Linked DNA regions of Homo sapiens: region 2 is linked to region 1. The links are chromatin loops, found by intact Hi-C in ENCODE. Cell type or tissue: heart right ventricle. All regions are shown on one strand. Region 1 holds the start of MIR635 (microRNA 635). Region 2 has its middle 15 kb from the start of AMZ2.

Evidence for each region. A loop is a pair of places that touch in the nucleus more often than their neighbours do. Peaks named below come from ENCODE experiments on the same cell type or tissue, not always from the same donor. Only the 100,000 strongest peaks of a DNase experiment are listed, where the experiment ranks them.
Region 2: a loop joins it to region 1, with 4 times the contacts of the local background. A loop is called at or near these places in 88 of 110 quality-filtered maps.

Annotation. Positions count from the first base shown.
Region 1 is chr17:68,423,704-68,426,203 of GRCh38, forward strand. It overlaps WIPI1 (WD repeat domain, phosphoinositide interacting 1), which reads right to left. Exons shown (of 13, transcript NM_017983.7): 12 at 2,372-2,472. MIR635 (microRNA 635) reads right to left here and starts at 845; the gene lies at 748-845. It also overlaps a transcript of ARSG not described here and a transcript of PRKAR1A not described here. In heart right ventricle, no CTCF peak of the experiment used is centred here; no DNase peak of the experiment used is centred here; H3K27ac peaks cover 464 bases.
Region 2 is chr17:68,261,692-68,264,191 of GRCh38, forward strand. It overlaps a transcript of ARSG not described here. Among named protein-coding and RNA genes, the nearest start is that of AMZ2, 15 kb to the left of the region's middle. In heart right ventricle, CTCF peaks have their summits at 1,555 (motif pointing right) and 1,755; no DNase peak of the experiment used is centred here; H3K27ac peaks cover 1,362 bases.

The DNA of each region.
Region 1 (2,500 bases):
TACTGGTTCTTCAATTAAGCACCTCCCCTTTTCCTTTTTACCCCAAATAAATGATCTGCACAAGGTACCTATTATTTTATACAGGTTCTTTGGCAAGGAACTACCTCCTAGATACTAATATCCACATTACCCCAATTCTGTAACTATAAGAGGTTGCAAGGCTTACTGCGATTACAATTAAGAATCTAATAATATTTTATAGTAGTTACAGACTTTTACCAAAATTAGTGAAACGGAACCTAGTGAGTGTCTGGATGTGGTAAACCCTGACAGAGTAGAATGGTCACATTTGTCCCCACGGTGTCTGACCTAGAGTGCTCTGGATCCTGGAAGCCTCGACTTCAGGTAAATAACCACCGCCTCTTGAGGGTGCAGAAGAACGCCCTTTAAGGCCAGTTGGGGCCATGAGAACCCAAAGGTAAAACAACTGGTTTATAGTTAGGCAGCATGCCAACAGAGGTTTTGAAGTTTATAATTAGTATTTTTAAGAACAACTGCTCTCCGCCACTGAGATATAAACTTCACTTGCCAGCCACGTCTCTGACAACCTGCCTATTGAAAGCCAGAAATGTAAAAGCTCACGCTGCGACCGACCCGCAGAGCCGATGTGGGAAATCACAAAACAACAGCCCCAGCCCTGCATGCAGGGCCCCACCGCAGCTTTGTTTTCTAAGCCAAATGTGCTCACTAGAGGGTTCCACGGATCTGCGGGAGAAAGAAGCCAGACCTGCACTCCATCCTTTTACAATTGGAAGCTCAATGGACACAAAACAATGATCAGGAGAAGTTTCCATAACAAAGCCTAATGGACATTGTTTCAGTGCCCAAGTGGCAGCTCCTCTCTGGCTCTAGGAGCTGATGCTCCAAGTCTTGGCCCAAACACTACTTCCGGCCGGGTGCGGCGGTTCACGCCTGTAATCCTAGCACTTTGGGAGGCCGAGACGAGTGGATCACTTGAGGTCAGGAGTTTGAGACCAGCGTGACCAACATGGTGAAACCCCGTCTCTACTAAAAATACAAAATATTAGTTGGGCATGGTGGCGCACATCTGTAATTGCAGCTACTCGGGAGGCTGAGGCAGGAGAATTGCTTGAACCCAGGAGGCAGAGGCTGCAGCGAGCCGAGATCACACCACTGCACTCCAGCCTGGGTGACAGAGCAAGACTCCGTCTCAAAAACAAAACAAAACAAATCAGTACTTCCATCTCGAAATGATTTCAGGTTGACTATCTGGGATGTTTTGACTGAAGCTCACAAGAGCGGTCTATATGTTACTCCAGATGGGAGCCTGAAGAATCAGCAGTTAAGGAAGCCCCAGCAGGCTCTCAGGAGGGAATCTTGTCTTCAGTTCCAGGTGATGGAAGAAGCCACGCCCAGCACTCAGCCAGCCCCGAGGGCCCTAGCTGTGGGAACAGGCTGAGCAGGTTGCTGGGAAACCCAGCTAAAGGTGCTCGGGCAAGCTCCTGCCCTGCACCTGCTGCCCTCCACAGAGCACACAATTGCTTTTCTTTTCTTTTTGAGATAGAGTCTCACTCTTTCACCTAGGCTGGAGTGCAGTGGCACAATCAGAGCTCACTGCAGCCTCGACCTCCCAGGCTCAGGTGATCCTCCCATCTCAGCGTCCCGAATAGCTGGGACTACAGGCACGTGACACCACACCCGGCTAATTTTTTCTTTTCTTTTTTTTTTTTTTTTTTGGTGGAGATGGGGTTTTGCTGTGTTGCCCAGGCTGGTCTCTAACTCCTGGGCTCAAGCAATCCTCCAGCCTCGGCCTCCCAAAGTGCTGGGATTACAGGTGTGAGCCACCGCACCCGGCCACTTGTTTCTTAATGAGTGTCTGCAACTGCTGGGGAGGTGCGGGTCTGCCGGCCAGAGCTGCAGGTAAGTGAGGGTCAAGCTGGTTCACAGAGTGCAGCAACTCAGCTCAGAGTCCTGAACACACAGCCCAGCCCTCTGAAACCATCCCCTCCAGCACAAGGAAGGCAGCATTCTGCAAACGCATCCATGGGAGCCTCAGGAAAATAAGTTTTAGACAAGTCACGTGTTCCTACCTTCCAGGCAGCAAAGTCAGTGCTACAGAAGCAAAGTAAGGGATCGCAGGCCTCTGGCTGGAGGGAGGCCACCAAGACTCCCTGGATTAGTATTCGGTGACTCTAATGCCATCAGGGTTTAGCTCGACACCTAAAGCCTACTCTGTAGGATTCGAAGCACACAGTACAACAAATATCCTATGGCTTTCCAAATACTAGAGCAGAGAATTAGTTGTTATAGATTAGAAAACAGGGAAAGGGACTCTGCCTCTCGTATGAGGCGAAGGTTTCCTTCTAAGCACACAGACTGAGCCGCCCAGTTACGGGTTCCTAATGCTCACAGGAGGAAACTCATTCTCATCATCAAGACACACTGGTCCCGTCGCAAACTCATGTTCAGGAATAACTTCTCCTCGCAGCGCCCCGCCGTCCTCAGAATAACCTGGAAACCAAGAAAGAGACATGAAACA
Region 2 (2,500 bases), 160 kb before region 1:
TACCATTTTGAATAGGATAGACAGGAATGCCTCCCTAGGGAGGTGGCATTTGGAAGTGATCAAATTGAAGGGTCACACTGCATACACATCTCAGGGAAGGGAGTACCAAGCAAAGGAAACCACAAATGCTAAGGCCTGAAGCTTGCAACAGTAAGAACAATTCCAGAAACAGTAAGAGAGGCTGGGCGTGGTGGCTCACACCTGTAATCCCAGCACTTTGGGAGGCTGAAGCAGGTAGATCACCTAGGTCAGGAGTTCGAGACCAGCCTGGCCAACATGACGAAACCCCATCTCTACTAAAAATACAAAAAAAAAATGAGCTGGGTGTGGTGGCGGGTGCCTGTAATCTCAGCTACTCAGGAGGCTCAGGCAGGAGAATTGCTTGAACCTGGAGGCGGAGGTTGCAGTGAGGCGAGATTGTGCCATTGCACTCCAGCGTGGGTGACAAGAGCAAAACTCCATCTCAAACGAAAACAAACAAAAAAAAAAAAAAGAAAGGGCCGGGCGTAGTGGCTCACGCCTGAATTCCCAGCACTTTGGGAGGCTGAGGTCGGCGGATCACGATGTCAGGAGATCGAGACCATCCTGGCTAACACGGTGAAACTCCGTGTCTACTAAAAATACAAAAAATTAGCCAGGTGTGGTGGCGGGCGCCTGTAGTCCCAGCTACTCGGGAGGCTGAGGCAGGAGAATTGCTTGAGCCTGGGAGGCGGAGGTTGCAGTGAGCCAAGATTGCACCACTGCACTCCAACCTGGGCGACAGAGCGAGACTGCCCCCCCAACCCCCCCAGAAAAAGAGCCAGTGAGGCTAGTGTAGCAGGAGCAGAGGGAAAAGTAATAGTATCCATCAGGCAGTTCATGCAGGGCCCATTGCTAAGGATTTAGTTCAGACTTGTGCTGTAAGAGGATTACTGTGGCTGCTGTATGGAAAATTAAGGTGGGGGTGGCGTGTTCCAAGAGTGGAAGCAGGCAGGCCAGCTAGAAGACTACTGTAATAATCCAGCTAAGATGATATTGGCTTGGATCAAGGGTCCTGGTGCAGTTGGCAGAAGCAGTCAGCTCCTGGATATATTTAGAAAGGAGAGCCGATTGGATGTGTGGAGGAGTGGGTTTGAGGAGGATGATCCAGAGTTCTGCTGAGGACACTTTAAGTAGAAGATGCCTAGTTTTATATCCATGCCCTGCCATGCGGGCAGATATAAATCAGGAGCTCAGGGACAAAGTTGGGACTAAGAATGGGAGGTGCCAGTGCAGAGAGGGTGCTTAAAGTTTTGGTTGAATTCTAGGGTGTATAAGTTGTTAGGGAAGTTAGCGTGCTTGTTCTTGAGTTGCTGGAAAGGCATATAAATGACACAAATACATGGCCACAATCTGTATTTTCTCAATAATATTTGGTGAAATGTTCTGGGCATCAGGTTTCCCGTCTAATTTTCCATGTAGGAAATGGATAGTCATTGAAGTAGTTTTGATTTGGGTGAGTTGTTACATGGAAAGGGAAGTTGTAAGTTCTCTTGCCACTTTTCTTGTTCTGCACCTTTAGAGAGTCATTAACGAGAACTGAACACTAGGGGGACCCAGTTTCCTTACTTATGCAACGGCGGCTGGCCCAGCTGTACGCTACGATCGCCCTCACTTAGGACACATGCAATATAAACACAAATCTGAAAACAAGGGCAGCTTCTCTTTTATCAATGCAATGTATACTTATAGCAGTGATCATTTTTGCGTGTAACATGTCTGAATTCCTTAAATAGGTCATTTTAAGTAATGTGCATAACCATTACTATTTTTCTTTTATGAGACAGGGTCTCACTCTTTGCCAAGGCTGTGTGCAGTGATGCCATCTGGACTCACTGCAACCTCTGCCTTCTGGGCTCAAGTGCTCTTTCTACCTCAGCCTCCTGAGTAGCTGGGACCACAGGCATGAGCCACCACACCTGGCTAATTTTGGTTTCGCCATGTGGCCCAGGCTGGTCTTGAACTCCTGGGCTCAAGCAATTCACTCACCGTGGCTTCCTGAAGTGCTGGGATTACAGGGATGAGCCACAACACCTGGCCACGGTTTAAAGAATTAAAGACAATGGCTTCTAAACTCTAGTTCCCTATTGGTGAGCCCCATATTTGCAAACTTGTGAAACTAAGGATCATGATTTCTTTTTTATTTTTTCTTAATTTTTATTTTTTGAGATGGAATCTTGCTCTGTCGCCCAGGCTAGGGTGCAGTGGCGTGATCTCGACTCACTGCAACCTCCACCTCCCAGGTTCAAGTGCTTCTCCTGCCTCAGCCCCCCGAGTAGCTGGGATTACAGGCACGCACCAACATGTCCGGCTAATTTTTGTATTTTTAGTAGAGACAGGATTTCACCATGTTGGCTAGGCTGGTCTCGAACTCCTGACCTCAAGTGAGCCACCCGCCTCGGCTTCTCAAAGTGCTGGGTGGGATTACAGGTGTGCGCCACCACGCCCAGCTGAAGGATCATGATGATTTCTGATTTACAAT